3 separate regions of the Homo sapiens genome follow, and regions 1 and 2 are each linked to region 3. A link is an interaction called in ENCODE POLR2A ChIA-PET data of the cell type or tissue named here. Cell type or tissue: OCI-LY7. All regions are shown on one strand. Each heading gives the region's core, and the rest is flanking DNA. Links, peaks and the distances in the headings are about the cores only. Region 1 overlaps SIPA1L1 (signal induced proliferation associated 1 like 1). Region 2 overlaps SIPA1L1 (signal induced proliferation associated 1 like 1). Region 3 overlaps SIPA1L1 (signal induced proliferation associated 1 like 1).

Evidence for each region. ChIA-PET counts read pairs that join two places held together with the same protein. Peaks named below come from ENCODE experiments on the same cell type or tissue, not always from the same donor. Only the 100,000 strongest peaks of a DNase experiment are listed, where the experiment ranks them.
Region 1: POLR2A ChIA-PET joins it to region 3 with 6 read pairs; 6 of 35 experiments call an interaction of 5 or more read pairs at or near these places.
Region 2: POLR2A ChIA-PET joins it to region 3 with 6 read pairs; 2 of 35 experiments call an interaction of 5 or more read pairs at or near these places.

The regions. Positions count from the first base shown.
Region 1 is chr14:71,523,998-71,534,331 of GRCh38, forward strand. It overlaps SIPA1L1 (signal induced proliferation associated 1 like 1), which reads left to right. Exons shown (of 24, transcript NM_001386936.1): 4 at 5,315-5,373. Among named protein-coding and RNA genes, the nearest start is that of SNORD56B, 130 kb to the left of the region's middle. In OCI-LY7, for the core only: no CTCF peak of the experiment used is centred there; no DNase peak of the experiment used is centred there.
Region 2 is chr14:71,739,982-71,750,315 of GRCh38, forward strand. SIPA1L1 (signal induced proliferation associated 1 like 1) reads left to right here. Exons shown (of 24, transcript NM_001386936.1): 24 at 1-1,228. Among named protein-coding and RNA genes, the nearest start is that of RGS6, 190 kb to the right of the region's middle. In OCI-LY7, for the core only: no CTCF peak of the experiment used is centred there; no DNase peak of the experiment used is centred there.
Region 3 is chr14:71,397,702-71,408,035 of GRCh38, forward strand. All of the region lies in intron 2 of SIPA1L1 (signal induced proliferation associated 1 like 1), which reads left to right. It overlaps SNORD56B (small nucleolar RNA, C/D box 56B), which reads left to right and starts at 636; the gene lies at 636-706. In OCI-LY7, for the core only: no CTCF peak of the experiment used is centred there; a DNase peak (open chromatin) is centred at 6,170.

The sequences.
Region 1 (10,334 bases), core at 2,310-7,309, 130 kb after region 3:
AAGGATGGTGTTTAGAAACCACCGTCTGGGTGCTAATTGTGCTATTAAGATGTTATTACCCTTAGGCTCTCTCAGAGGACAGAGCTGGGAGATGAATATATGTATGTATACACATATCTACATTTATCTGTTCCTGTCTGTTGAAATACATGTTAAAAACTATGATTTCATAGTGATACCGCTGATTCAAATCTAACACCATGAAATTCATTCTAGCCTTTCTCCTTTCTGTATTTGTTTTGTCTCTAGCCTCAGTGTCTATTATAGTCAAGATACTGGCTTCCACAGTGGTTAGTTCTTCTGCATTCCCTTCAGGGTGGTCATGTGGTTATGTTATGTATTCCTAATGCAGTTTAGTTGTTACTGTTTATGTTTCGCTTTAGGTTCCCCTTATATACTGGTTGATGTTAATTGTTTGCTTTTTTTATTTCGGGAAACATTACCATGGTTCTAAATGTCAAAACTATGCAAAAAGATATATTTTGAGACATGCCACTTCATTCTCATTCTCCATTCTCATTCCCCAGTTCCCACTCCCATGGTTCCATAATGCTTGTAAGATAAAATTCAAACTTCAGTGTGATTTACAAGTCCTTTCATCATCTCAGTTTTATTTATTTGTTTATTTTTAAATAGAGATGAGGTCTCACTATGTTGCCAAGGCTGATCTCAAACTCCTTAGGCTCAAGTAGCCTCCTGCCTTGGCCTCTCAAAGTGCTGGGATTATAAGCATGATCGGCTGCACCTGGCCACATCTCAGTTTTAGCTTGTCCTTGTACGTCACACTCTGGTTGTCTCAGATTTGTGATTATACCTCAGATATGACCGACTCATTCATGTCTCCATGCATACGTTCTCTCCCTCTGCCTAGAGTGATACTTCTATTCTCCTAACCTTGCCTATCTGTAATCATTCAAAACTTATTTCCATTCTTACCTCTATGGGAAAACTTCCTTTCCTTTTTTTCTTTTCACTTGCCTTTTACTCTCCCTACATTTAATAATCTTGCTCTGTCACCCAGGCTGGAGTGAAGTGGCATGATCATGGCTCACTGCAGCCTCAACCTCCCGGGCTCAAGTGATCCTCTTACCTCAGCCTCCTGAGTAGCTGGGACTGCAGGCTCACACCACCACGCCTGGCTAATTTTTGTATTTTTTGTAGAGATGGGGTTTTGCTATGTAGCCCAACTGACTTTTTTTTTTTTTGAGTCAGAGTCTCACTCTTGCCTAGGCTGGAGTGCAGTGGTACGATCTCGGCTCACTGCAAGCCCCACCTCCTGGGTTCAAGCAATTCTCCTGCCTCAGCCCCCTGAGTAGCTGGGACTACAGGTGCCTGCCACCACACCCGGCTAATTTTTGTGTGTTTTTAATAGAGACAGGGTTTCACTGTGTTAGCCAGAATGGTCTCCATCTCCTGACCTCGTGATCCACCCGCCTCGGCCTCCCAAAGTGCTGGGATTACAGGCGTGAGCCACTGCGCCCAGCCTGTAGTGACTAGATTTCAATTATTTTCACCTTCTTTTCTTTATTTCTTCTCTTTTCATTTCACTAATGACATAAGCCCATACAATAGAACGTAAATCCTCATAATGTGAAAACATGTCAGCTTTGAAAGTCAAGACTGTATCATTGCCACGTTTGCTACTTCACTTGAAAAGTTGAAACTTCCTGTCTATTTAATCTGTTAGATTGGAAGAAATTGTTGTACCAGAAATAAATCCCTTCATCAGTCTTTTAAGAGCCTTAGTAAGCTTTTAAATTGTCGTTATTTTTAATGTCCAAAAGGCAAGTTCAGTGACCTTCCAAATTGTGTTTCTAAGCTGTTTGTGTTACTTTTTAAATTCTGTATTGCTTACTTAGCAGATTATGTTAAAATGCAGGGACTTATTTCTACCAGTCTCTTCACCCATCTGTTACTTTCCTTCCTCCCTCTGTATTGCGTTTACCTCCTGCCACTCCTGTGTACGCTATCTAATCATAGCTCGTTCTCAAGTCCTACATGAAACTTGGAAGAGGAGTTTAGTTGCAATGCAGACATCACACTGTAGATGTGAAGGGAGAGCTTCAGGAACTTGCTTTGTGAGGGCACAAGGCTTGCATTCCATCAGTGTTTGAATCTGGGTATAGCATGCTATGAGAAAGCATCCACTTAGTAATGTGTCCCGTATTGTTTATTTATAATAATTACTGAAATGTTTTACTTTTTTTATTCAGAATGAAGACAAGTACATCATAAATTTATACCTTAATGAATTTTTCCAAATTGAACATAGTCGTGAAACTACCACTCAAATCAGGGAATCTAATATTATTAGCCCACCGAATTTCCCCCCTTTTCCTTCTCCCAGTCTGTATTTTCCCCTACATCCTACACTCAGTGGAAACTATTATTCTGACTTACATAGTTTTACCTATTACTGAACTTTATAAAACAGAATCATACAGTATATTCTTTCATGTGTCTGGCATCTTTGTCTCAACATTATGTTTGTGAGATTTATCAGTGTTCTTGTATTAGTTATGGTTCATTTATATTCATTGCTGTGTAGCAGGCGAAACTAAGGCTGGTGGACTGGCTGTTTTTGTAAATAAAGTTTTATCGGAACACAGCCAAGCCCGTATTGTCTATGGCTGCTTTTGTACTCCAAAGGCAGGTTTGAGCAGATGTGACAGGGACAGAGATTTTATGGCCTGCAAAGCCTGAAATATTTACTATTTGGCCCTTTACAGGAGAAAAAAAAAATCCTGATTCCTGCTCTATAATATTCCATTATATGAATATTCCACAATTTGTTACTGGGTTTCGGCTATTACAGCTAACACTTATTGGAAAATTATTGTATAGGATTTATGTTTGCACATTCCCAGGAGGCATTTACCTAGGAGTGGAATTGCTAGGTTGCAGGGTATGTTTATGTTCTGCTTTATTGGATGCTGCCAAACAGCTTTACGGTTTGTATTCCCATCAGCATTGTGTGAGAGTTGAATTGCTGCACATCCTAAGTCTTGGTGTTGTCAGATTTTAAAATTTCAGCCATTTTCATCATTATGTAATTTTATTTCATTGTAGTTTTAATTTGTATTTCCATGGTGATGCATGAAGTTGAACACCTTTTTATATGCTTGTTAGCCATTTTTATATTCTGTTTGGGTGGCTTGTCTTTTTCTTCTCCCCCTAGGACAGAGTCTTGCTCTGGTTGGGATGTGGTGGTGCAATTAGAGCTCACTGAAGCCTCGAACTCCTGGGGACAAGCGATCCTCCTGCTTCAGCCTCCCAAATAGCTGGGACTATAGGCGCACACCACCATGCCTAGCTAATTTTTTATTTTTATTTATTTTTATTTTTTAAACCAAGGAAGATGTTGAATTTTTTTTATTTTTTAATTTTTTTGTAGTGACAGGGTCTTGCTATGTTGCCCAGGCTGTTCTCAAACTCCTGGGCTCAAGCAATCCTCCTGCTTCAGCCTCCCAAAATGCTGGGATTACAGACATGAGCTACTGTGCACAGCCCTCTTATTAATTTGTAAGGAGTTCTTTATATGTTCTGAATCTGTCCTTTGGTAGATATATGTATTGCAAATATTTCCTTCTGTTTTGAGGCGTCCACTTTTCTTCTTTTAATGCTTAAAAATTTTTTTTTTAAAGCTTATTAACTATAATGAATACAGCAACATGGCTGAATCTCACACACACTGAGGCAAGTGAAGTTAGACACTGTATTTGTGGATACATGGACAGTGATCCTCAGCCTTGTCATCATACTACCTGGAAACTTAATTGTCTTAAAGCTTAGTTAGACTTTCATGTTTTTCAGTCCCTCTTAATTGAAAGTGTGGTTTGTTATATAGTTATGTGGTCTGAGGTTTGGATAAGGACAGAGTTCTTATCTTTCCTTTTTTTTGTTTTGAGACCGAGTCTCGCTCTATCGTCCAGGCTGGAGGAGTGCAGCAGCACAATCTCAGCTCACTGCAAGCTCCGCCTCCCAGGTTCAAGCGATTTTCGTGCCTGGGTCCCCAGAGTAGTTGGGATTACAGGCGTGAGCCATTGTACCGGCTATTATCTTTCCCTTTTGAATATTAAAAGCAATTCCAGCATCTTAAAAATCTCAAGTTCTGTGGGTGTGTTTGTTCAGCACTCCATAGTGTGCTGAATATTCATAGATTTTACTAAGTAAGATGATGCAGTATCAGATATTGGAATCATATTTTTGCATTTTTTTCTCCTGAGAACTGTCTCCTCAGATCTTCAAGTTAAGGAATTTAGAAATCGAAGCTTATTTATCTAGCTTTAAATTGCATTGGGTTGAACAGGTTAGTTGTGTCTTGTAGTGAGTAGACTACATGATTTTTGAGGTCTGTTTAATAATTCTATTTTTCAGCTGGGCGCAGTATCTCACGTCTGTAATCCCAGCACTTTGGGAGGCCGAGGCAGGTGGATTACCTGAGGTCAGGGGTTCGAGACCTGTCTGGGCAATATGGTGAAACCTTGTCTCTACTAAAAATACAAAAATTAGCTGGGCGTGATGGTGCGCGCCTCTAGTTCAGCTACTCGGGAGGCTGGGCAGGAGAATTGCTTGAACCTGGGAGGCAGAGGTTGTAGTGAGCCAAGATTGTGCCACTGCAGTGTAGCCTGGGTGACAGAATGATACTCCATCTCAAAAAGAGAAAAATAATAATTCTATTTTTTCCCCTTTTTGTTTCAGCTTTATAAATAGCAGTCCAGGGCAACAGTACTTGATAAAAAGGTATTTTGTTTGTTTTGGTTTGTTATGGTCAGCTCTACAAAGATGCATGTGACCTTAAAAATATTTAGAAATATTATAATACTACAGACAGGCCGGGCGCGGTGGCTCATGCCTGTAATCCCAGCACTTTGGGCGGCTGAGGCGGGCATATCACCTGAGGTCAGGAGTTCGAGACCAGCCTGACTAACATGGAGAAACCTCGTCTCTACTAAAAATACAAAATTAGCTGGGCGTGGTGGCACACGCCTGTAATCTCAGCTACTAGGGAGGTTGAGGCAGAAGAATCGCTTGAACCTGGGAGGTGGAGGTTGTGGTGAGCCAAGATCGCACCATTGCCCTCTAGCCTGGGCAACAAGAGTGAAACTCCATCTTAAAAAAAAAAAAAGAAAGAAATATGATAATACTAGAGACATTTTTCTCTAATGTCTAATTTAAAAGCAACTATTTACCTTAGAAAGGCTGGTTTGCCTCTTCTAGAACAAAGATAAGACCTGTGTAAGTTATACAGCTATTGTATTTTAGTGAAATTTATTGTGCACTTAACCAGGTTTTTTTTCTAATTTTATTTCAGGTTATACCTTATTGGTGTGGACGTTGTCTAAATTTCGGTAGCCATGGCACAAGAATATAGTAAGTACTATGCCATACTTCCTATGACCTACCTGCTTTACAAAGTGTTGATTTTCTGTGTTTAAATTTCTGATTAGAGAAATGAAAACATAGAAACAAAATTTTAAAAAATCTACTTTTCTCAAAGAGATGAAGTCGTTTGTCATCTGCTTTTTGAATCTATAGCTTTATATACAAATACAGTGTAATAGTGATTTATTTCGTATTCTGATACAGTATTGCTCAGGCTATTGCCTGTAAATAGTACTGACTGAACATTAGGGTTGGATCCATATCATGCGTTGCATCTATTCCTCATGTTATGGGGTTGAAGAACTGACTGCAGCTCGCCCTGATTAGGAGCAGTCTCATTTCTGCCTTGTCCATGATTGACTCATGAACTCTGGCTACATCAGTGAGTGCTGAGTGTTACCTGGCCAGGGGGATGGTTTCAGAGATGGTCCTGTAATCCTTTTCTACCCAGCGTGGCTCCAATGTGGGTTTGCCTGGAGCTTCTGGCAGAAGGCTTCTCATGGTTAGGACAGAGCTGCCTCTTACTTCTGGATGTTGTTGTGCGCTGGTGTGAGGTCTGGTGTAGCTGCAGCATTGTGGCTTCCGGACTGAGTGAGAAGCCACACAGGGTGGAGGACGGAGTCCAGAATCACAAGGAAACCAGCCCTGAAGCTTGCCCTTTCTCTGACGTCCAAGCATTTGAGCCAATACATTTCCTTTTTATTTAAGCCAGTTTGAGTTAGGAGCCAAAACAGCCTAAGTGATTCACTTAGTCTCCATTTTATTTTTAGTAATCCATTAGTTTCTCCCTGGGGAAATGTAGGAGTAATTGCAAAGCAAGGCAAAATAATACCATTAAATTAAACTGGCAGAGTGTGTTGGTGTTGACTGGCATACTCTTCACTCTTAACAGTTAGCAGGTAGTGATTTAGTATTCAAAGACATGAGAATAAAATATATCACTTTCAGATTCTACCCCACCCCCACACCCCCAGAAGGTTTTGCGTCCTGATCGACCAACTTGTGCTGTGAATGCTAAAAAGGGTCTTGGATACTGGCAGACTCATCCCTTTGCATAGGTAGGTGCATATTTGGCAGTGCAGACTTGTTCTTTGTGTTTTCTTAGAACAGTCTATACCCTTCTAATTCCTTGTTTTTGTTCTTGAAAAATTAGTAGGAATATTTCAAATATAAAAAGCATATAAGGCATAACACAAATATCCTTACCCCAGCTCCTTTTTGATTAGCAGAAAAACAAAATCCATGTTACCTCTCCTCAACACTCTATAGAGAAATCGAATGTTTACCAATTCCATTGAACATTAAAAAACCCAGGATATTTCTCTCTAACAGCAGTTCCCTTTCTTAATCCCCAAGAAGCCACTATCCTGGTTTTGGTCTTTATTATTCCCATGCATTTGTTTGTGTTCTTCCCACATAGTGTATTGTATGATTTTTGGATGCTTTTTAACTTTGAGTAAATGTAGATGCTATGTGCATTTATTACTCAAAATCGTAAGGGAGTTTAGAATAAATTGAGGATCGCTGAAAGAGGCTATAAATCTGTTCTTAGGTACTTGTGAAAAGATCTATTATTGGGTATCCTAGTGATCTGTGATAGAATGTTTTAGGTTTTGAATGGTCAATGAGTTTGAACCAACATGCTGATAGCTTTCTGTCTTATCTACTAATACGAAGCACTTTTCTCTGGTAATTGGCCTACCATTGAGTTCACTCTCTGTATCTACTTCTACACTCCTGTGCAGGTGTGGAATGTGCAGGATACTTATAGATCAATTGTGTCATTAATGAGGTTTTCAGAGTGTGTTGGTTGCTGTTTCATTTAAATAGCTCTATTCATTCTGTAGTCCAAATGATGCTTCTGGCATCATTTTTCTGCATTGTGAGAATTCGCCATTATGCCTACAAAATTTACTTCTTTTTTTTTTTTTTCTAAATTTGTCAGTTTGTCACTATGTTACTTTGTACTGGTAGCAGTAGTACAGAAGAGGGGTCTACTCCTAAGAACTGGCTGTCAGGTTGCACCTCGAAATAGTACTGTGTATCAGTCATCTGGGAGCCTCCTTGGAAATCTTTGTTGTGCCTTTATGTCCCTTGTGACCCAATATTGGGTCTTAGGGATCATTTTCTATCTTGTTCTTGTGTGAAATGTATCTTTTTTTTGTTTGCTTTTGCTTTTGTTTTTGTTGTTTTGTTTTTTAAGACAGGGTCTCACTCTGTTGCCCAGGCGGGAGTACAGTGGTGCAATCTCAGCTCATTGCAGCCTCGACCTCCCAGGCTCAAGTGATCCTCCCACCTCAGCCTCCCAATTAGCTGGGAATACAGGCATGATGAACCACCAGGTTTGGGTAATTTTTTGTATTTTTTGTCCGCCTCAGCCTTCAAGAGTGCTAGAATTACAAATGTGAGCCACCATGCCTGGCCTGAAATGAATCTTAAGTCATTTAAATTTTGCATTCAAAAAACTAATTCCCTTACTATTGGGGGAGTCCTGTTACCCTTTGCTCTTGCTTGGAATGTTGCCTCCATGAAACTGAATAGTCAGTTCCATTCAAAAATCATTAATCCTTTCAACTTGAGAACCTAATTACTGATAAAGTATCAGAGAAAAATTTACAACAATATAATTTCTGTTTTGTTTTTTTTTCTGGGTGCCATTTTTACTTAAATGTTTAACATTTGAAAAAAAGTGAACTCAAAAGATTTTTTCCCCTTTAATTTATACATATTATATCCATGTTACAGGAAGGAAAACATTAACATCTTTTGTTGAAATTGTTTGAAGATCTTACACTTTGTGAATGTATTGGTTGTTGTGTAATATGTTTTGTGTGCATTTTCTTTTTTAAAAAATCTGCATGTTATAGTTGGGTTTTAAGGGGAAAAGCCTATTGAAAATTTTCTTTGAAAAATCAATTCGGTGAACTGATATTACTCTTTTTTGTTTGTTTCTTGTGGAATGGAGTCTTCTTCTTTCTTATATATGAAAGGACTTGTATATATATTAATGGCATACAAAAGGACTTGTGTAAATATGGAAAGTGGTACAAAAACTTGGCTTGTTTTTGTACCGCCAGATGAAATGCTGCCTTTGTGGGGAACGGCCCCCTGGGCTGAGGGAGCTTCTAGACACTGACTCAGATCTGTAATTAGGTCTTGCTCTCCGCACCCTTGTTGACTTGAAAGCACTGGCCATAGACCATTTAGTCTGGAAAAGCAATACTACATGAATCATCTAAATTGGCACAAATTATCCAGAATGCTACTAAATGTTTTGTACTCCTCTGTAATTGAGAGAATTAGAAAAGGAGACTTGTTCTTTAAAAGTATTATAGAGGGTACGTATACACTGATGAAAGTAAATTTTTTTTCCCTGGATAGAATGAAAAGCAGTGGAATATTTGACATTTGTAAGCAGTTCTGATCTCATGGGTCAGTTTTAGGAGATTCCTCCATGGTTCCCATACTATTTTCCTTTGTGAGAAGGTAGGAAGTGTGGCCTGTCTTCCAGCTCCCGTTTATTTCTCCACTCAGACCTTTTAGACCTGTCTTGCCATCTGTAGCCTCTGCTTAACCTCTACAGGGTGGTGGAGGCAGGGGAAATCCTGGAAACATATTGTATCTGTTTTGCTTCCTCCTAACTAGTCTCACAAATCAGTATCTCAGTATTTAGAATGGAAATATGATACTCCTCTCTTCCCTTTCGAAAATGTTGGGTCGTAGACTTATTGAGACCTGTTAGGTACCTGGCAATGAAGTGGGTGAAAGTCATTTTTTTGGTGTGTTTGCTAAGTAGTAAGTTGACAGTGTTTCCATTTATTTTTAAAAAATCAAATCAAAAGTTTTCTTACTTTGTCTCAATTTACTTTATAACAAGACTTTAATTATATTCTAAAGTTGAAGGCATTTATAAGTCACTTAGGAATAGACATAAAATGAAGACTTTTCCTAGAGTACCCTTTTTCATTTTTTTCTGATAATTTATTAGGAGTCTTTACCAGCACTTCTTTCCCAGCGCTGTGTCTGCTCTAAAAAGGACAAGCAGATTTATTCATTCAGCAGCAAAAAGGCCAAATTTTCAACTTGTAATGTGAGTTGGCTTTTTAATATGTGAATAAACCCTTATTTTCATGTTGGAATATATGTGAGCAGGCATCTCAGAGGAATGCGTCTTTGGCAGTAAGTAGAAGAAAGCCACAGATCACTATGTAATTTTGTGTTGTGAAGGCATAACTGCCATTTTGTGTCTGCGGTTGTACATGCACATGCTTGTGATTCAGGTTGTCTTTGTTAGTATAGGGCATTGCTATTTGTCAGACCTTGCCACTTTCATTTTGGAGTTGTTGAAAATCACATATTCAAATTATAAAATTGTTAGAACATATGCTGAGTTAAATTGAAAGACTTTAGAGTGAGTTTCTAAAAAACTGATTGGTAAAATATTTCATCAGTCAGTACCCTTGATAAAATTCCTCATTAGGTGGGTAGGTGAATATTTTTTCCCTAATATAAATTACAAAAACCTTCATTTAGGCTGTGTTTACAAAGAGTGCCAGTTTGGCTGAGTGCTGTGACTCATGCGTGTAATCCCAGTACTTTGGGAGGCCAAGGTGGGAGGATTGCTTGGAGGCCAGGAGTTTGAGACCAGCCTGGGCAATATAGTGAGACCCCATCTCTACAAAAAATAAAAATAAAAATAAAAATAAAAATAAAAATAAGAAAAGAGTGCTAGTTCTCTAAGAATTGTGATCCTGTTTGTCACAGAACTTGCTTAGTACCCAGTTAACCTTTCACTTAATCTATTTTGGCAATTGTAAGCCAAGAGACCATGCCTTAGTACCAAAAACAAATCACCCAACCTCATTACCCTTGGTTTGCATTTGTATAAATAATTGGGTCATTAGCCAATATGTAAATGGAGGGGCATGAAAGGTTGACCTTAGTGGGAA
Region 2 (10,334 bases), core at 1,958-6,957, 340 kb after region 3:
GAATTCCCCCAAACTAAAACCTTATCTGTCTGCATTTTGAATGCATTTTGGTCAAAAGTATACGTTTTAAAGATTTTTAAAGATAAAAATGTGGCACAACTGGTTTTTTTAGCTTGCTGAAAATGACCATATCTCTAAATTAATCTTTCTCTCCAGAGCAAGACTTCACCAGTATTTGTAACTAGGAGAAGCTAACAGTGAATGTTTAATTGTGAATTTTAATCATTGCTTGTTAGGAATAATGACTGTGATACTAGAATGGGCTTTTGAAACCTGCATGTCCCAGTGTGAAATTTCAGCACGGCATTTTCTGCATCCTTTCATGGCCATCCAAAGGATTCCGCTGCAGAAATTATTGATGTGCTATTTTTGCTGTCTTGTGATGCAGGCTGCTTTGGGCCCCTGGGTCACTCTTCCAAGGCTGCTGTAGAGCACAGAGACATGGGGCTGGCCAGTGTTGACTGACCTGAGGAGACCCCTTTGTTTGTTGCCTTCATAACTGTCACTAAACCGACCCCTCTGCCCTTTCAGTGGCAACTCTGGTCTAAGGGAACATTCAGCACTCTAGCGGCATCTGATTGGAAGTTCCCTCACCCAAGTAATCTCAATTCCTTCCTCTCTCCATCCCTGAAAGAAACAGGATGGATTTTCCTCTCTTCTCCCTGCTACATTCACTACCAGATTTTTATGCTACAGTTTCATTCTTGATTGTGATTTCTCCATGGAATTTTTTTTTTCTGGTGACATTTCTATCATGGAAATAGGAAGATTTCGGAGTGCTTTGTGAAGATTTCAATTGTCTGTCTCTTTCTCTCTTTGACTTGTATGAAGGAGATTGTACATTGCCTGATATCTCTTTGTAAATGAGAAATATTGCTAACATCCAAGCATTCTGAAGTCTTGCTTATCCTTCTGAGTTTAGTTCTCATTTTGTTTTACATTTTGTTTGGGGACTTGGGGCAAGCTATTTATTAGAGTTTTGCAACAGAGTTCTTGTTTGAAGCCTCTAAAGACTACCTGTAAAATTCAAAGAATAAAATTCATTTTAAACGCTCTTTTAAAACACTTTGGTATTATTGCTTGAGGTTTGCTTATTTGAAAGACCACCCAATAACTCATTGACCCTCCTTGCATCCGAATTTTTTCATCAAGCTTTGTTAACACTAATGATGATTCTTGAAAATTTCTGTCCTTCTCAGAATGTTAATAAACTTTTTTACTCTGTCCACATGTCGATAGAGAATTACTATTTTGCCTTCTCTGCTTATGATTTAATATTTGCAGAGCACTTCATAATTAGCTTCCCCTTCATTATCCACGCATGGATTTTTCATAACATTGTTATTCTCTGAGACCAGCACATTTTTGGGCTGCATCTCCCAGCTCTCAATGTCAGATGTTGTGTGCCCAGGGAATACAAATGCCTGTTAATATTAGGCTGTGCAAAATATAATTAGAAAAGTTAATCTACTGAAAAAAAAATCAGTGCATTCCAAAGTCAAACCGAACCAATTTTTTTTTAATCTACCACGTCACTGTTCCTCTCCAGCGGCGCAGCTAATTGAGTGCTGACAGTAGAGTTTCTTCCTTTTATTTGGTTCAACAGTTCTACAGATTCCAGAGTTCTTGGACTAGCATAAGAATGGATGCCACAAAATATTCCAATTAACAAGCTAAAAAGGTCTGTTTAGACCATGATTCCTACATGGTTCGGAGGGCTTATACGTTATTTCTGTAGGGCTTGGCACATGGGTTGGGAGCCCCTGGGAGAAGGTGCTGTTGGGCCTGCATTGATGGAAGATCTTCATCCATGAGCTGACTGGGAAGGCCAGTTGCTTGCGCTCCAGATCTGGTGCCGGTGATAAGCTGGGTTAGGTTACTAACTCTTTAGGTGGGGATAAGAACGATAGTCCAAGGGCAAAGAAAACAGGCCCAGCAAACTTACACTGTTTGCCTCTAGTTAAATGTAAAATGATGATCTGAACCCAGATTTCAGTCTCACAGTACGATGTTTCAGTAACTGTGAGGTGCTGTTTTCCCACAATAAACAAAGTGGATATTAAAGTGCAAGATGGCACACATGGGTCAGAAACCCAGTGAAGACTGGCCGGGTGTGAGGGCTCACACCTGTAATCCTAACATTTTGGGAGGCCAAGTCAGGAGGATTACCTGAGCCCAAGAGTTCAAGACTAGTCTGGGCAACATAGTGAGACCTCATCTCTGCAAAAAATAAAATTAGCTGAGCATGGTGGCACATGCCTGTAGTCCCAGCTGCCTGAGGTGGGAGGATAGATTGAGCCCAGGAGGTCGAGGCTGCGGCGAGCTGGGATTGCCCTACTGCACTCCAGCATAGGCGACAGAGACCCTGTCTCAAAAAAAAAAAAAAAAAAAAAAAAAGAAGACTTGGGTAATGTTAAATATGACCTGTGTCCTGTGTGATTTTAAAAGAATAAAGATGCCACAGTAATGCTGGATACTTTTTCTATGTATGAATTTTGTCACTAATGACCCTTCCATAGGCATCATCTTTTGAGAAAAAGACATTTGACTTCAACTGGGGCTTAAATCCCATCCATTACTTATCATCTGCGTTCTTAGGAAAATTACCTAATCTCCGAGCATGGTTTCCTCATCTGGTAAAGTAGTTAACAGCCTCATGTTTTAAGAATTAAACAGAACCAGACGTGTAAAGGCAATGACTGGCAAATCGTAACACACTCAATAAACATCGAGTGGCTTCCTTTGTCCTACATCTCTGATACGTTCATGCTTTTATGTTGTTTTTCTAGAACAGAGTCCTGATGTATTAATAGCAGAGGTTTTCAAATCCTTAGCAGTGAGTCTATACCCCTACTCCCCTACTCCCCAACAAGCACCAGGTCATGTCTTTCCTTAAGTAGAATTGCTTAAGCGACGGAAGAGTCAGAATGAGCTCGTCCACTTTGCTTAGTATTGGCCTGTGCTTTTAACCCTTTGCTATAAACAGAACAGCGACTCAAACTTGAGCTTGCCTCCGAATCACCTGGAGAGTTTGTCAAAACACAGGTCACGTGGCTGCACCCTCAGGATCAGTGATTGTGCAGGTATTAAGTAGAAAATACTTAAATTTTCTACAAGTTCCCAGGTTATGCTTTAGAAGAATAGGGTTACCAGGAGAATAGCCATAGGCACCAGCATTAAAAGAAATAGAAACTAAGGTATGAGGTATACCGTGTCCAGATAACTGAGTATTATGTTGACAAGTTAACCATCCACAGACTACCTTGCAGAGGGAAACAGGCTTAAATTGTAACTCAAAAATTCAGTTAGATAAAAGAACTTTATTTTCCTTTTTTACTAAAATGGTGATTCAGAGCCCCCTGTGCATGAAACTTGACTATTTTAAATTCATGTGTTACCTAGATGGAGCTAGAATTTCTTTACCACCATTAATTATATGAGACTAGGTACCAGATTAGCAAGGGGGTGACCTTGGCGCTCTCAGAGTGGATGACAACTTGGGACAGCAGAGCTGCTGAGGAAAGCAGGGCCTGGGGTGGCAGGTGCAGAGCCCCAGAGCCATGCCCGCAGTGTTGTAGCCACAGGGGATGTGGGGTGAGGTGGGGTTGGCGGGGGACTTGGGGAGACTTGGTTCCAGGCTGAGAATGTTAAATTCAAGTCACTGACTTCCACCACCAGCCCAGTCTATTCACTCAGTCTCCAAGATCCTGTAAAACCTCAAAGTTACAAGAAAAGCACGTTTCACAACTGCCCTCATCCCTGTCCCACATGGTTCAGAAATCTTTACTTCAGTGCCCATGCTGCACAGTAGCCTGTTTTCTCTGCTGTTGTCCAAAGACAAGACAGAAGGAAGGAGTTGCGGCTCCTCTGTACCCTTTACAAAAACTGTGGCTCAAACACTCCAAGACACGGCTGTCTTTTCTGAGAAGATAATTATCACCTTGGGGTTTTCATTCCTAGTACCTGGCCCCTTCTATTGCTCCTCTCTGTGGATCCCCCTCCTCTCCTGGGCCTGCCAGCATTGTGCTCCCTTGCACCTTGTCAGATTATGCCCTTCCGGTCCTCCACCCTTTCAAATCAGACATCTCCTTCTGTCTTGCCTCTGTGTGTCTGAGTCATCACACCTGAGACCCAAGAGAGCATTCCACCTTCCCTTCTCTCATTACACCTCTCATTATACCCTTTTAGTCCCACTTGCCTTCAGTCCTGTGAACAGGCATCTCCCAAAGTTCCTTCCATTACTTACTCTAAATTAACGCATCTTATTATGCCTCTTAATCAGCTCCTCTGCCAGGCACAGCCCCACCTTTAAACACATGCAGCTCATTTTATCCTTCCATTTGTATCTCTCATGACCCATTTTCAACCTGAATGATCTCCTAGACAAAATACCCTAAGCTCTGGGTACCTTACTCCCTATCTTTATGTAAGTGTATTCCTTCAAAGATCTCATCATGTGTTCTGTTGATGCATCTATGATTCATTTTTCTTACCCAAAGTGCCAAGTCCTTTTAAGTGGCTCGAACTCCCTATACATTAGATCTTGGTAGTGCACCCCTGAATCTCTAATAAGCTCACCCAGTCATATCTCCTGTGCAAGACTGTAATTCAGCGTTTAAGAAAAGCATCACAAAATGGCTATCTGCCAATAAAATCCAACTCTTTTGCAAAAGTATAAACTGCTTGGGAGGGGATAGTTTCTCCAGTTTGCCACTGATGCTCCCACTCCATATTGCCTTAAGTGCTCCCAGCTCACTGCACACATCTAGGTAACTTGCCTGGTAAGAAGGCATTTGAGTTGACGTCCTCTGAATCCCGTCACCAAAACCAAGGAAGCCATTTCCTTCCCCAAACAACACCCCCATCATAGGCCCACCCACCCTCACCTACCCTGCGTTCCTGGGAGTGAAATACATTTAAGAAGGGAGTTTTATGCCAATTCAAAGAGCAAACAATAAATTACTAATAAAGTTGCCGGGAGGTGGTCCTTTAGTCACTTGTCTTAGTGAAAAGGTAGGATGGATTTGTAAGTGACCTAGTAATTTTTTTAACGAGCTTAAGGGTATTTGAAAGAGTTACTTCTCATAAGAAGCTTAAACATTGCTCTGTAATCTTAAGACAATAAATATGCTTAGCAAACTCTTTTTTTTTTTTTTAGTTAGTACAAAGATAAACTCATCCCAATGTAGGTACATTTCAAATTAATGAGTCTATGCCTATTAAAACATGTGCCATAAATGCTGCCTAGCATAATATAAACAACGCTAGCTGGAGTGGGAGTGAGGACTTCCTTGACAGGCACTGCCAACAAGCAATTCACTTAAAGAAAGACAAGACCTGGTGCATGTTGGAGAGCAGGGGTGTGGACTCACTGCTCACTAAGGATTTGAAAAACCGTGGTGTGAAAGACAAACTGGCGGCCGGGCATGGTGGCTCACACCTGTAATTCCAGCACTTTCGGAAACCGAGGCGGGCAGATCACAAGGTCAGGAGTTCAAGACCAGCCTGGCCAAGATGGTGAAACCCCATCTCTACTAAAAAATACCAAAAAAATTAGCTGGGCATAGTCGTGGGCACCTGTAATCCGAGCTACTCAGGAGGCTGAGGCAGAGAATTGCTTGAACACAGGAGACGGAGGTTGCAGTGAGCTGAGATGGTGCCGCTGCACTCCAGCCTAGGCGACAGAGTGAGACTCCATCTCAGAAAAAAAAAAAAAAAAAAAAAGACAAACTGGCCTTGACCTTTGTGGCCCAAGAAGCAAAATAGGGACCAGTGAATGCAAGTTATAGGAAACAGATTTTTGTCTCCAAGGTAGTTGATCAATGGTGATTGGGTGGTGTCCTGAGCTTGAAGTAAAAACCAGCTTTAAGAATCACTTTGCAAAGAACCTATCTCTTCATTTTAGTGGACACTTGCTGTCTTTAAATAAACTTAGAATCACGAATCACAGAATCAAGATGGAAAGGATCTTTAAAGTTTATTTATTGCATCTCCCAGCCCAGGTTCCAAGCTCCGCTTCACTGTCCCGCCACATGTTCAGCCACCTGTCTTTGGTTACACCAGTGATGGGGGAACTCTCTACTTCCTGAGGCTGCACACTTGATCTTTCAACTTCTCTTTTAAGTCCTTCCTTTTATTCAGGAGAAATCCATTTTCCTTTAGTGTTTGTATTTGAGACAGGGTCTCTCTGTGGCCCAGGCTGGAGTACAATGGTTTGATCATGGTTCACTGTGACCTTGAACTCCTGGGCTCAAGCCATCCTCCTGCCCTGGCCTCCCAAAGTGCTGAGATTACAGGTGTAAGCCACCACGCCCGACCTCCCTTTAATTTTTACAACTACTTCCAGTCCTATCACTTCAATTATACAAACAAATATGTTTCTCTTCCCAGATTATAACCACTAATTTTTTAGAAAATGTCAGGTCTTCCCAATGTTATGTCTTCCCCAGGATAAAAATTCTCTATTTCCTCTACTTTTCCTCATTTATCATGGCTTCCAGCCCCTTTTCCACCATAATATAATCATATCTAACATGTATTAAGGAGATGGTCACTTTGTGTGCATTATCCCTTTGAGTCCTCACAATAGCCCTGTGAGATGGGTGCTATTAATGTCCCCATTTTACAGAACAATCAACAGAGTCCTAGAGAGGTTAAATAATTTGTTAGCAGTAAAATAGCTGGTGAATGGCAGAGCTGGGATTCAAACACAGCCCTCTGATTCTAGAACCAATATTTAATCTGTATTTTCTCAGTCTTACTGGTCTCAACCTATGAGTCCCCTGCATGGCCTGGTTGCATGGAGCTTTGCCTAAGAGATCTAGATAGCAGCATCATTGGCACAGGGTTGTAAATGGGGTAGGGGTTAGGGAACAGGAAAGACAACAAAAGTGTACCTTAAGGCCAGAGGACTCAGAGGAAACACCCTCTCCTGGGAGGCTCTTAGAGGAGAGGGGCCTTTAAAATGCTTCAGCATTCTCTCTTGGCCAGGCGTGGTGGCTCATGCCTGTAATCCCAGCACTTTGGGAGGCCAAGGCAGGCAGATCACTTGAGGTCAGGAGTTCGAGTCCAGCCTGGCCAACATGGTGAAACTCCATCTCTACTAAAAATATATAAATTAGCTGGGCTTGGTGGCAGACACCTGCAATCCCAGCTACTTGGGAGGCTGAAGCAGAAAACCCGGGGGCAGAGGTTGCGGTGCCAAGATAGTGCCACTGCACTCCAGCCTGGGTGACAGAGTGAGACTCCATCTCAAAAAAAAAAAAAAGAGTGCTTCAACATTCTCTCTCATTTAATATAGAGGTTCCCTCTATGAATTTCAATTCAAGGAGATAGCTTCCTATCGAATTCCAGGCAAATCTGAAGTTAAAAGAGGCTTTGAGAAACTCAAACAGTGGTTCTCAGACTTAAGAATAAGTCTGAGTTATTGTTTTAAGCATCAGTATCACCTAGAGAAGTTGTTAAATTCCTATTTCTGGACTCCTGGCTCAGAGATTCAGTATTAATAGATCCAAGCTGGAACCATAGAGCCTTCATTTTAATAAGTGACCCTAGTATGCATGACTTGGGTGGGCAGTGAACTACTCTTCAAGGAAACTCTGTCCTAAGCTTTCCAAAGCCCTTGGCCAGCTCTTCTGAGCCAGGGAGCAGCATGTTAAGTTATGGTAGGTGAGGGTGTTGTCGGGCTTCAGATTTGTGGATGCTTTGCCACTCCTCAATAGGTGAGGAATGTCTGGCCAGAATGGTGCTTTCATGAGAGAAGGACAGAGGGACCTTTGGAGCAGTCATTTACTCAGTGGCTGATAGTTCTTAGCCTCATCCCACACTACACCTGTGTTTGCCTTTTTTTAAACTAAGAAGCATTTGCTTAGTGGAAGCCAATTAAAATCTTTGTTTCAAAACCAACTTCTAAATACTGTATATAACACTCTTTCCTCCTTAGGACAAACTGCAACAATGTTAATTTTACACTCAGGTCTAATCAGATCTCATTATTGATGTTGCTGTAATACCCTCTGCTCCTGGTTCTGTATCATTATCCTTGAGCAGGTAGGAGGCATGGATTTCAAAGTTGGTCCCTGTTTTCAGCAATTTAAAGACAAATAAGAGATTTCCAGTTTATACCTTGAAGCCCATCTGTCAAAAAACTGTGCCCAAGGTCCTTGCAGTCCGCTTGCTAAAGCAACAGATTAAGAAGAACAAAACAAGCCCAGATCCCAAGTGTAAACCCCAGCAAAAGCCCAAATGCCTCCTGACTGCCTGCCAAGGGTCCACAGAGAGGCATGTGGGAGTCAGTGCTCCTGGTCATGACCTCTTCCTTTAGCCAGTGTTCTGGTTATCTATAGCCACTTAAACTACTTCATAATTAGTTGCTTAAAACAAGCATGTTCTTATCTACTGTTTCACAAGTTGGGAATTTGGGCAGGGCTCAGCTGGGTGATTCTTCCGCTCCATATGGCATTCACTGGGGTCACTCAGAGGTATTCAGCTGGCAGCTGAGGTGGCTGGGAGAGCCCAAGGTGGCTTCACTCACAATCTTGACACCTCAGTGGGGACAGTGGAAGAGAAGGCTGGGCTCAGCTGGGCCCCTTTCCCTCTCCATGTAGTCTCAAAGCCCGCATGTGCTCTCTCTGGCAGGGTTGTTGGACTTTCAACATGGTGCTCAGGGCTCCAAGAGCCCAAAGTAGAAGTTGCCAGTCTTGCAGTGGTGTGATCTCAGCTCACCACAACCTCCGCCTCCCAGGCTCAAGCAGTTCTCCTGCCTCAGTCTCCTGAGTAGCAGGGATTACAGGCACATGCCACTATCACCTAGCTAATTTTTGTATTTTTAGTAGAGATGGGGTTTCAATATGTTGGCCAGGCTGGTCTTGAACTCCTGACCTCAAATGATCCACCTACCTCGGCCTCCCAAAGTGCTGGGATTACAGACGTGAGCCACCATGCCCGGTCAGAAGTTGCCAGCCTTCTTAAAAGCTCGGTCCAGAAATGTCAGGGTGTTGCTTCCTCATACTTTGTCAAGGCCAGAGTCAAAGAAAGGGGAGATAGGCCCCCTCCCTCAGGAAGGGGCTTGTCAAAGAGTTCATACCACCTCTCATCTGCCACAGTCAGCCTCTCTCCTCTGTCTCCACTACAATCAACCCCATTCTCCTTTCAGACTCCTCACTCCTCTATCAGGATCAGAATACCAGAATTTCCATCTAGAGTTATAAAAAACCCAGTCGAATACTAATCTCACCTGAGGGAAATTACCCCATTCCTCAGGTAATCTTGGGAACAGGGCAGGCCTTTGGAGCATCTGTGCTGGACAGTGAGGCCCTCCTGTTCCCCACTCCTCTCACTGTCCTGGTTTTCTCACTGGCTTTATCTAAGTACCATGGTTTGCCATCAGAAGAGATTGGCAGAGGAAGAGGACATCAACCTTCACCCCAGCCCCTCTTTCCACTAAGACCAAGAATCTCAGTCCAGAAACCCCATGGCAAAGGCTGACAATTGTCGCAGGTTCCAAGAGGGTCTGATGCTGTGTGACCTCCAGGCTCACCTGGCTCAGTCAAGCTAAGGACCAAGAAAGAGAAGCTCTCTATGCCAGCACTTCATTCCTAAGAATGCAAGGTTTGCTATATATTTGGGGCAGCCCTTACCACCTCCAGAAGACCATGTAAGGTCTAGCAGAAGGACAAGAGTACAAAAGGCAGTCAGGAGGCAGCTAGTGTGAGGCAGTACGAGGAAGCCCCAGCCAGTGCAGCGTGAGTCTGGGAGTCAGCTACGTTCTCGAGCTTCCTCCTCTGTAGCACCAGTGACAGCCAATTTATTACTTCTGTTGCCAGGGAAGTGATGTGCCAGGATTCACGTTTGCAAGGCCATGACACTCTCTGCCTGGTCACCTAAAGGTACTGGGAGGCAGACTGGCTGCCCTGCCTTCTGCACCTTGAGACTGGGTGTGAGCTCAGCCTTGGGAGACCTGTCAGCTTCAACCCCTCAACATCTCCCTCCTGTGCTCAGCTACATGCCCTGCCAGCTGAGCCCAAATCCTCAACTTGACAGAGAACTGGCCGTAGGGTACAGCAGGAAGTGGAATCAAGAAAAGCCCTCAGCTGGAGGTAAAAGACACAACCACAATCCATGAGCCACAGTGAACGTCTCTCGCATCACTGATGCTCTAAGAAAGATGCTGTTCAGAGGGGGAAGTGACATCCCCCTCCCCTCATACTTGAATCTTCTCTACTTCCCAGCCCTGTCTAGCCAGTCTCTGCTTCCACAGCTTCTGTGCTGTCAGAGGCTGAGCCTCTCTTAATGGGGGTGACATTAACCACTGCCCCAGGTTAGGGACAGCCTCC
Region 3 (10,334 bases), core at 3,417-8,416:
TAGTTGCTTCCATCAAATGAACTATTTTCTCTGCAGTTTGGTTGTTAGTGGAGTAGTGCTTTGTTAGTATTATTTGCCAAGTATTCAGACTTTCTTTTGTTCAGGCAGCCTTTTAATCATAAAAGCCACTATTTCATCTTGTTTGTACATCTTATGTAAGTACACAGGCATTTTTAGCATCTTAGGTGGCAGAGTTTGTGTTCTACTTTTAATTGACCTTTATAAGATGTGACAAATTCCCACACAGAGTTTCTTTTTTTCTTGAAAGGTTGATGGCCTAACTGGAATTAAATAACCAAAAAAAAAAATTTTTTTTTTTTTTTTTTTTTTTTGAGACGGAGTCTCGCTCTTTTGCTCAGGCCGGACTGCAGTGGCGCTATCTCTGCTCACTGCAACCTCCGCCTCCTGGGTTCACGCCATTCTCCTGCCTCAGCCTCCCGAATGGCTGGGACTACAGGCGCCTGCCACTGCACCCGGCTAATTTTTTGTATTTTTAGTAGAGACGGGGTTTCACCGTGTTAGCATAAATAACCAAAATTTAATTGCATTTCTTTAGATTAATTTTCAAAGGTTATTATGTTCCAGGTATTACTTGAAAGTTCTGAACTATTTTTGTGCATAAAATTATGTTTTCACTACAATCATGGCAATATTTTTTGTCAACAGCGGTTCACCTAGTGAATGTTGATACTTTGGGTTTGAGTGAAAATGAATTGTAGCATTTTCTTTTGCATTAATAAATACCGTACTCACTTAAACTACCTGATAGAACTACAAGTCCTCCAAGTTTCATTCAGATTAATGTATTCCCTGTATTTAAAAGTAGATAGTTACACATGAGCAGTGACTCCGAGTGACACGCCTTGTGTGGCTGACACTCTTGGGATGCTGAGATTTGATGATCATCTTTGTAATCTCGGAATGACTGATAGCACACAAGTTCATGGATGCCAGAAATGATGTAGAAGTAGGCACCTGAGTTCCCTGGCTTTCTGAAGGGTGAGGCCAAAGCTAGATGACAGACACCAGATAGATAGTAAGGACAAAGTAGAACTTTGTGGTCTTTTGCTGTCCTTGAAGTGGTACCTATTTACACTTTGTGTCCTTGCTGCTTTTACATATCTTTCTCTGTGAATTAGGTTGTGAACTTTTCAAAAGGAAGTTCAAGATCATCATGATCTTTGGAGCTCCACAGCTTTTTGCTCAGAACCTTATACCCAATAGATGTTTCATAAGTGTTTGAATTAAAGTAAATACATATTCTTAAATAAAGTAATAATTGCACTTTAATTAAAATCTAACCTGTTTGGCTGGTGAGGGTGGAGATAGATCTCAGCTTTCATTGAGGAGTGGCAACTAAGTTTAGCACTTATTTTTGAGAATAAGGAAACACACAGCTGAAATGATGTCATTTAGGACTGACCACTATGATGCTCATAACATGTTCCTTGATGCATATTCAAGTCCTGTTTCAGCTGTGAACTTCTGCTTTTCAAGTTTTTGTTTTGTCACTAACCAAATGTTTCTTAAATTCTAGTGAAGGGAAGAGGGAGGCAGTTGATGATGTTTGTATTATCCACCCCATCCGTTTCCTGTAAATGAGAGCAGTTTCCACGTAGTGTCTTTTGCCTATGTAGTCAAAAGCACCATACAAATGTGGGCTCTGGTTCTTTCAGTGAGAAGAGAGTTAAGAATGCACTTTTGTTGCTGCTGTTGTTTTTGAAACAGGGTCTTGCTCTGTTGCCTAGGCTGGAGTGCAGTGGTACTATCGTAGCTCACTATAACCCCAAACCCCTGGGCTTAAGCAATCCTGACATCTTAACCTTCTGAGTAGCTTGGACCACAGGTGCACACCACCATACCTGGCTAGGTTTTAGAATTTTATTTTGTAGAGATAGGGCCTTGCTATGTTGCCTAGGCTGTTCTTGAATCCCTGGCCTCAAACCATCCTCTCTTCTCTGCTCCCAAAGTGCTGGGATTACAGGTGCAGGTATAAACCACCACACCTTTTATTATTATTATTATTTATTTTATTTTTTTTTGAGATGCTTGCCCTGTCACCCAGGCTGGAGTGCAGTGGCGCAGTCTCGACTCACTGCAACCCCACCTCTCGGGTTCAAGCGATTCTCCTGCCTCAGCCTCCCGAGTAGCTGGTATTACAGGTGTATACCATGACACCTGGCTGATTTTTGTATTTTTAGTAGAGACGGGGTTTTGCCATGTTGGCTAGCCTAATCTCTAACTCCTGACCCCAAGTGATCCACCCGCCTCGGCCTCACAAAATGTATTTTTTGTATTTTTTTTTTAGAGTTGGGATTTCACCATGTTGCCCAGGCTGGTCTCAAACTCCTGGGCTCAGTCTGCCTGCCTGCCTTCACCTCCCAAAGTGCTGGGATTACAGGCATCAGCTGAGGTACCAGACCCAGCCCAAGAACTCACATTTTAAAGGTCTGAGCTTGCCATTAATATATCTTCTTGTCATCTTAATACCAAAAGTGACTTTTCTGGTGTGAAAAGTAGGTGGCATACTTTGTAAGGTGCCTTGAGAACCTGTGCTTTTCTCTGGGGGATTAGGACTATCTGTTCTGGAATTGTGCCATTTCAAGAAGTAAACCTACTTATTTTCATTTTAAAAATGGATTGAAGGCATCCACATAAACCATCTCGGGACTTAAGGCTATTTTGGCATCATTACATAAAGCATTTTTTATTTTTTTATCCTATCATATGGCACTTTTTATGAATTCATGCTTTGCAAAGGAGCAAATTGAATCTTAGGGAATGTTTGGTATTCACGTCAGCAGTGGCTGCCTTGGGTGGTCAAGCGGCACAGATAAGGCTGGAGGGATGTTGAGATTGTATGTATGTATGTGTTATTGATTCAAATATACTAGGAGGAATGAGTGTTGTGTTAACCTGTATAATATATACATATATACATATATATGTTAATATGTATATATGTTAATATATACATATTAAACATTACTGTTTTTAATTTTAAAATATTTCAAACAAACTGGAAAGGATAAGGAATAATATAATGCCTTCCAGCTTCATCTGATCTTAATGTTTTGTCGTATTTGCTTCAGGTCTTAAAACATTTTGGAAAAAGTTGAAGCTCTCCTTTTCTACCCTCCTGATTCTGTGCTTCTGTTGGAGTGCATATCACTTGATGGCTTCTAAGACAAATGCTAAATTCTTGTCAGATTACGCAGTGAGTAGTAGAGTGGTGGTTTCCTTTAGGGAAATGAAATTTATGTACCTCCCATTTTCAGGTTGCACTTACTGCAGCAGCCTCCACAACGAAGGAGCAGTGCTTCCAAAGAGGTTTAGTGAGCATGATATGGGGTCATTGAGCAAAATGAGAAGAGTATGTATTTTGAAAAGTAAATTTGATTGCTTATGGGTATTCATCTTCTGATTTGTTGTTTAGCTTAAGCAACATTTCAGAGCCACTAAGTAGTTTGTTCAGATTACTGTTAATCTGCTCAAATGCCCGAAGAGTCACTAAAACTGATGTTTTTCCAAGATGATTTTGTGCTGTAGTTTCCAAGGGTGTTCTTCTCAAGTTACACTGACTTGGCTAGTTTTAGTACTTTTCCTTGAACATTGCCTCCAAGTTAATGGGATTCTGAATACCTCTTTTTTACTTTCTTTATTCTTTTTTGGATAAATATAAAATAAAAAGGCTGCTTTTTTTTTTTTTAGTGTTACTTAAAAGCTGTCTGATTTAATTGTATGACGTATTTTTCTTTGTTGTTCGTCTGTTTGTTCAACTCTGCAGTTATATTAAACTTTATCATGTTTTACAATCAGAATTTAGTTTTGATAGGTTCCAGAAAACAGAAAGAAACATACCTGTCCTGAAATGTAGCTTTTTTGTGTGTACTCTAAAACATTTTTCTTTATATTACTTTCCTCAGTTAATGTTCCCATTTAACCCAATATTTTTTAGCAAAAGTTATATTTAGTTAAGGCAGATAGGCATAACTAAAAATATAAAATGTTAAATGAATGCTAAGAAAAAAATTAACTTTTGGTAAGTTATATATCATAATTAAGGAAAAACCAGAAAAACAGAAATAAAAAAATTTACCAGTAATCTTATCACTCATAAATATAAGATTTTTTATTTGTGTGTTTTTCCAGTTTTTTTCTGAAAAAATATAAAATATGCATTTTAACAGTTTGTTGTTAGTAACATGCATTTTTATGTAGCATTGTCAACAGTAAACTAATAATTTATAAATTATGCCTAAATTACAATTATTGTAAATAATATAAGGTGGAGGCTGCATAATACAATGGTAGAAACTTAGGCTTTGTATCAAGCGACTTAGGGTGGGATCCCTGCATGTCCCGTTATTAAGTTAGCTGTATGACGTTGGCCAAGTTACTTAACTGTTAGGAGTCTTTTCTCAAATAAAAAAAAAATATGGCTAATAATTACCTTGCAAGAGTATTATAGGAATTAGATGAAATAATGAGTCTCATTCATTCATATAGTGCTGGGAACACACTGAAAATTAACTTATTATTGAGAGGCAATATATTGATGGCATTGTATAAAAAAGGCAAGGATTTGGAATAGGATTGTCTTGGGTTTAGATAACAGTGCCACCACTTCTTAATTTATCTTGGGTAAATTTTTTTTTTTTTTTTGAGACAAGGTTTCTCTCTGTCTCCCAGGCTGGAGTGCAGTGGTGCAACCTCAGCTCTCTGTAACCTCCGCCTCCCGGGTTCAAGTGATTCTCTTGCCTCAGCCTCCTGAGTAGGTGGGATTACAGGTGTGAACCATCACACCTGACCAATTTTTGTATTTTTAGTAGAGATAGGGTTTCACCATATTGGCCAGGCTGGTCTTGAATTCTTGGCCTTATGTGATCTGCCCGCCTTGGCCTCTCAAAGTGCTGGGATTACAGGCATGAGTCACTGTTCCTGGCCTTGGGTAAGATTTAAAACTTCACTGATTATTATACTCCTTCCTAAAATAGAGATAATGCCCATGTCCTAGGATTGTTGTATTGGTTATGTGATGTAAAGAATATGTGCCTGGCATATTGGAGACACTATCATTATTATTTATAAGGGAAATTACTTAATTGGAAGACAATTAGATATTTGGTATTTAAAATTAATATCAAGGAGGAAGTTTCTAGATGTCCTAGATTTTATTTTTACTATTATAATAGTATTTGTGGTTATTGAGGACTGTGTGAACAGTTTTATAACTGCCGCTGTCCCCCTCTCCCTCCACATTTGGAATAGGTAGCCATCTTTAAAATAACATGTAAAGATGCACGTTTTTGAGAGACCTTCACATGAATAATGAAAAGCTTCTGAATATAATTATATATATTGAAATATGTGCCCCTATTAATGCCACTTATATGTTCATTGTAGATCATCTGTCTCCATTCTTCTTAAACTGGGTATCTTTCATAGCAGTGCCAAACAGACTTTTCATGTACTTCTCTGCCTCAATATTTTCTTTTTGAGTTTAAGTTTTAGAAGTACCAATTCATATTCCTTCTTTTTGCTAGCACAGTGTACCTATTAGTTATTTACATATATGTATAATGAGTTTGAAAAATGTTACATAAAAAGAATCTTGGCCTGGCGCGGTGGCTCACGCCTGTAATCCCAGCACTTTGGGAGGCCAAGGCAGGTGGATCATGAGGTCGGGAGTTTAAGACCAACCTGGCTAAGATGTTGAAACCCCGTCTCTACTAAAAATACAAAAAAATTAGCTGGGCGTGGTGGCAGGCACCTGTAATCCCAGCTACTCAGGAGGCTGAGGCAGGAGAATCGCTTGAACCCAGGTGGCAGAGGTTGCAGTAAGCCAAGATTGCACCACTGCACTGCAGCCTAGGTGACAGGCTGAGACTCTGTCTCAAAAAAAAAAAAAAAAAAAAAAAAATCTTAATCATATTGTTTTCACATTCTACTTTTTTAAAATGGCTATCCTTTTTATCAATTTATACTTCAGTGTTAGATCATAGAAGCAGTACCCTTCAAAATTAAATTCTGAGTAATTTTATTGTGAGGTTATAGTAAATGAGCTTGTGGATGGGTGAGCTCAAGCCAGCTGTGCAGCTTGTCTGAGTTGATGGTCTGGTTTGTAGTCTGGTTGCCAGTCCCAGTCTTCTGCTAACACTTCAGTATGATCACTGTATTTCCTCCTGTAGGCCACCTGGTGCCTTGCCTCTGAAACTACTATTTTATATCTATTGTAGGATGAAGCTTACTTTCCCTTGACTGCACACACACACACATACCCACCCACCCACCCACCCACATCACAGTGAAGAGACTGTTTTGGTTTCAGTTAAAGTCAGTAAATTAATACTTAAAATTTATAGTTTCATGACTTTTGCCAGAAAGCTAAAAATTCTGTTTTGAAGGTTGGCACTCAGGGGTGTAACTATAGTCAACTTTTTGTAAATTTGCATTGGATTGGCTTGCTTAAAAATAACTTTGGTAACCAAAAAGCATTCTTTTAGTATTTTAGGATCAAGATCAGGTAAAGGCAACTCACTTTTATCTGAAAATTTTAAAAGCATGTCTAGGCCAGGTGCCGTGGCTCCTACCTGTAATCCCAGCACTTTGTGGGCAGATCATCTGAGGTCAGGAGCTCGAGACCAACCTGGCCAACATGGTGAAACCCTGTCTCTACTAAAAATACAAAAATTAGCTGGACTTGATGGCAGGCGCCTGTAATCCCAGCTACTCAGGAGGCTGAGGTAGGAGAATCGCTTGAACCCAGGAGGTGGAGGTTGCAGTGAGAAGAGATTGCACCACCGCACTGCACTCCAGCCTGGGCTACAGAGCCCAAGGTTCTAGGGGGAAGAACCATTTTTCCCCTTCAAGTTTATTAAAGGACAAGGTGTTTTCTGATTTCACTTAAGTTATACATTTTTATTGTAAGTTTCAGTACTAGGACCAGCCTAACAGTAGGCATGTATTAACTATTAATTTGTTACAGGCCTTGAATTACATTTAGCATTGCAAGGCCGTCCATTTAAATTCTGTTATTTGATCCTAACAATAATTTTGTGAGTTAGGTAGGAAAGAATTTCATTTTACAAAGAACTTAGTAGAATTCCTTGGGCACCATTAAATGATGATTCTGGGGTTTGAATTTAGGACGTCTAGCTCCAATTCCATACTTCTTGTGCAGTGTCATGCTGCTTTCCCATACCGATCTGCAAATGTTTTGGTTCTTGGTATTGTAATAGTTCATTCATTCAACAGAGTTTTTAATGAATGTACAATTTTAAGCTCTAGGCATTTAAGGATGAATAAAAAGACAAGGTTTCCACCTTGAGGAAGACTCAGTAAATAACAAGTATCAAAAGTAATTATTGTGCCTATGGTAACAATGATTGGTACATAGTAGGTGCTCAGTAAATGCTTATTGCACAAATGAATGAGTGAGCAAAGTGGTAAAAAGGTAATAACAAGTGAGGATAGCTGCTTAAGTAGATAGATTGACCAGGAAAGGTCCTTCTGAGGAAGTGACACCTAAGCTAGGCAAAGAGCATTTTTCACAAAAGGACCAGTGCAGGCTGAGGACCTGAGGCAGGAAAGAACTTGGCTCATTGGAAGGCATCAAAGATGGCCAGTGGAGCTAAAGTGAGTATGCTGGGGAGACAGAGGTTCCAGATGAAATTGAAGAGAAATAACTAATCATGTAGGTCCTTATAGACCATAGCAAGAAACTTGGCTCCTACTCTAATGTTGGGGGACAGTTCTCCACTTGTCTCTTGTGTTTGTACATTGACTGTCTTTCTTCTGGATGATCTTTTCAAGGATGATTTGTATAGTGAATGGCCTTGGAAGAGAAAGAGAATGCCCCTTCTGGGGTAAAGGCCAGGCAAGCTTACTGCCCATTACAAAATATTTCAGTTCACTAAGCTCGGAGTTACTCTACTGTGACACAACCTGCTGTTGTGCTGAGGTCATCTTGTTCTCTTTGTGTCACCTGGTGGGAATTGAGGCTTAAGGGACTAGCACCAAAAAATACTGATACTTTGGCTACTGCTACTGCTGTAATGATGTCTTTTATCTCTGACCCTGGCATCTCATGTCTTCCACAGGCATCTATATAGCTGTGTGGCAGGCTAACTTGTTATCTCACATGTAGGGCAGAATTTTTACATTCTTCACATTTCTTGATATCTGAGGCCATGGGAACACGTTAGAGGCTTTTAAGCAGGGGAATAGTAAGATGTAGTTTACTAACCTTTTAACAAGTCAGTCTGACTACTCTGTGGAAAATGATCATGGGCAGAAAGAAGATTAATGAGGAATCTGGGGTAGCGTCTCGTCGAGAGATAACAATGGCTTCAACCAATGTGAAGACAGTGGAGATGGAGAGAAGTAAAGGAGTTAAGATGGTCTTTGGGAGGTAGAATTTATAGATCTTCACAGAATGGATGTGGGGTGTGAAAGAAGAATGTAAATGAATTGTAGGTTTTTGGCTTGAGCAACTGGGAAGATGAACTTCTGCTGAGATGGAGAAGCCTCAAAAATGAAGATAACTAACCTATAAAAATTTCTGATATGCTGTATATATTGCAAGGTTATAATGATTATATGGGTGCCACTGACATCTTGTCATCACTTCTTTGCCTTTTTTTTCAGCCATTTCATTTGCTTGTCTCTGTCTTTGCAGAAATTTTATGTTTAGAATTACAGGGACAGGAAGAATAAGAATAATTTTTATGACTTGGGGTCAAAGAACCATTGGGATGTGCTTTTCTGGGAAGAACACCTTTCTCGTGTCTTCATGGTTATCAAATCAATATTTAAGATAAGAAATACAATTCTTGTGGTCCCTTGATAAGAGGGTTGCCTCAATAACAGTAAATTAGATTACCTTGGGGGGATTTATTTTTTAATAAGCCATATTGATTTTTACCCAAAATTCATTATCTAGGAGTTTACAAAGAAATTCTTCAGTATGTTTCAGGATTTTCCCATTTTTGAAGTTGAAGTAATATATTTTTTCTTTTCTAGATTTTAAGTTTGTTTTAAAGCTGGGCTATTCTCCTTTAATTTTCAAGGATAATTGTTAGTTGTGTTGTGACCACTTAGGCTTAGTGCAGTAGGATGAACGAAACAAGTGCCTGTGGATGAATTTATTCAGCATTCTTCATTGAGATATTCTTTGGGATAACTTCTTATCTTTATAATGCCAGATGCTGATTTCATTAGCACCTGATCACTTTTCATAAAGAAAGTAACTAAAGTAGCTGGGCGCGGTGGCTCACACCTGTAATCCCAACACTTTGGGAAGCCCAGGCAGCCAGATCACCTGAGGTCAGGAGTTCAAGACCAGCCTGGCCAAAATGGAGAAACCCTGCCTCTACTAAAAATAAAAAAAATTGGCTGGGTGTGGTGGCGCATGCCTGTAATCCCAGCTACTCGGGTGGCTGAGGCAGTAGAATTGCTCAAATCTGGGAGGTGGAAGAAAGTAACTAAAAAGCTTTTAATAAAAAATACTCCTCACCTTGTACGATTGTGTGTTAAATGCTTTCCATTTTTATCTAGTGAGATTTATTTTTGATTTTGCTTCTCACCTGCTTATTGTATTTAGAGGATGAATTTACATGCCTTTGCTTTGATATACTGTAGACAGTTTTAGGCTGCAACACGAAGTTTGCATGAATTTTGAATTTTCTTTTCTTTTCTTTCTTTCTCTTTCCCTTCCTTCCTTCCTTCCTTCCTTCCCCTCCCTTTCTTCTCTCCCTCCCTCCCTTCCCTCCATTCCCTTCCCTCCCCTTCCTTCCTTCCCTCCCTTCCCTCCTTTCCCTCCCTCCCAGGGTCTCACTTTGTTGCCCAGTTGGGAGTGTAGCGGCATGATCAGGGCTGACTGAAGCCTGGAACACCTGGGCCCCAATGATCCTCCCATCTCAGCCTCCCAAGTAGCTGGGACTACAGGCGTGTGCCACCACACCTGCCTAATTTATGTTTTTTGTAGAGACAAGGTTTTGCCATGTTGTCCAGGCTGGTGAATTATTTTTATACCATTTTGTATGTCCTTTTATTTCTTTTATACTGTAGCATTTTCTTTGGTGTATGGCCTTGTTTCTAGACTTTTTCTTTTTAGAAAGGACAGGTTGACAGCAGGGGGAGATGGAGCTTAGCAGGATTTTTTGTTTTGTTTTGTTTTTTTGTAGGCGAAGCTAGGCTTAAAATTATCTTGGATTCAATTATATTCCACCAGTGATGGAAAGTCAACAATGGAAAGACTTGATTTCCTTTTAAATATAGTCTTAGAAAAGATGAACTAAGGTTACAAAATCATCAGTGCTGATCATGAGATT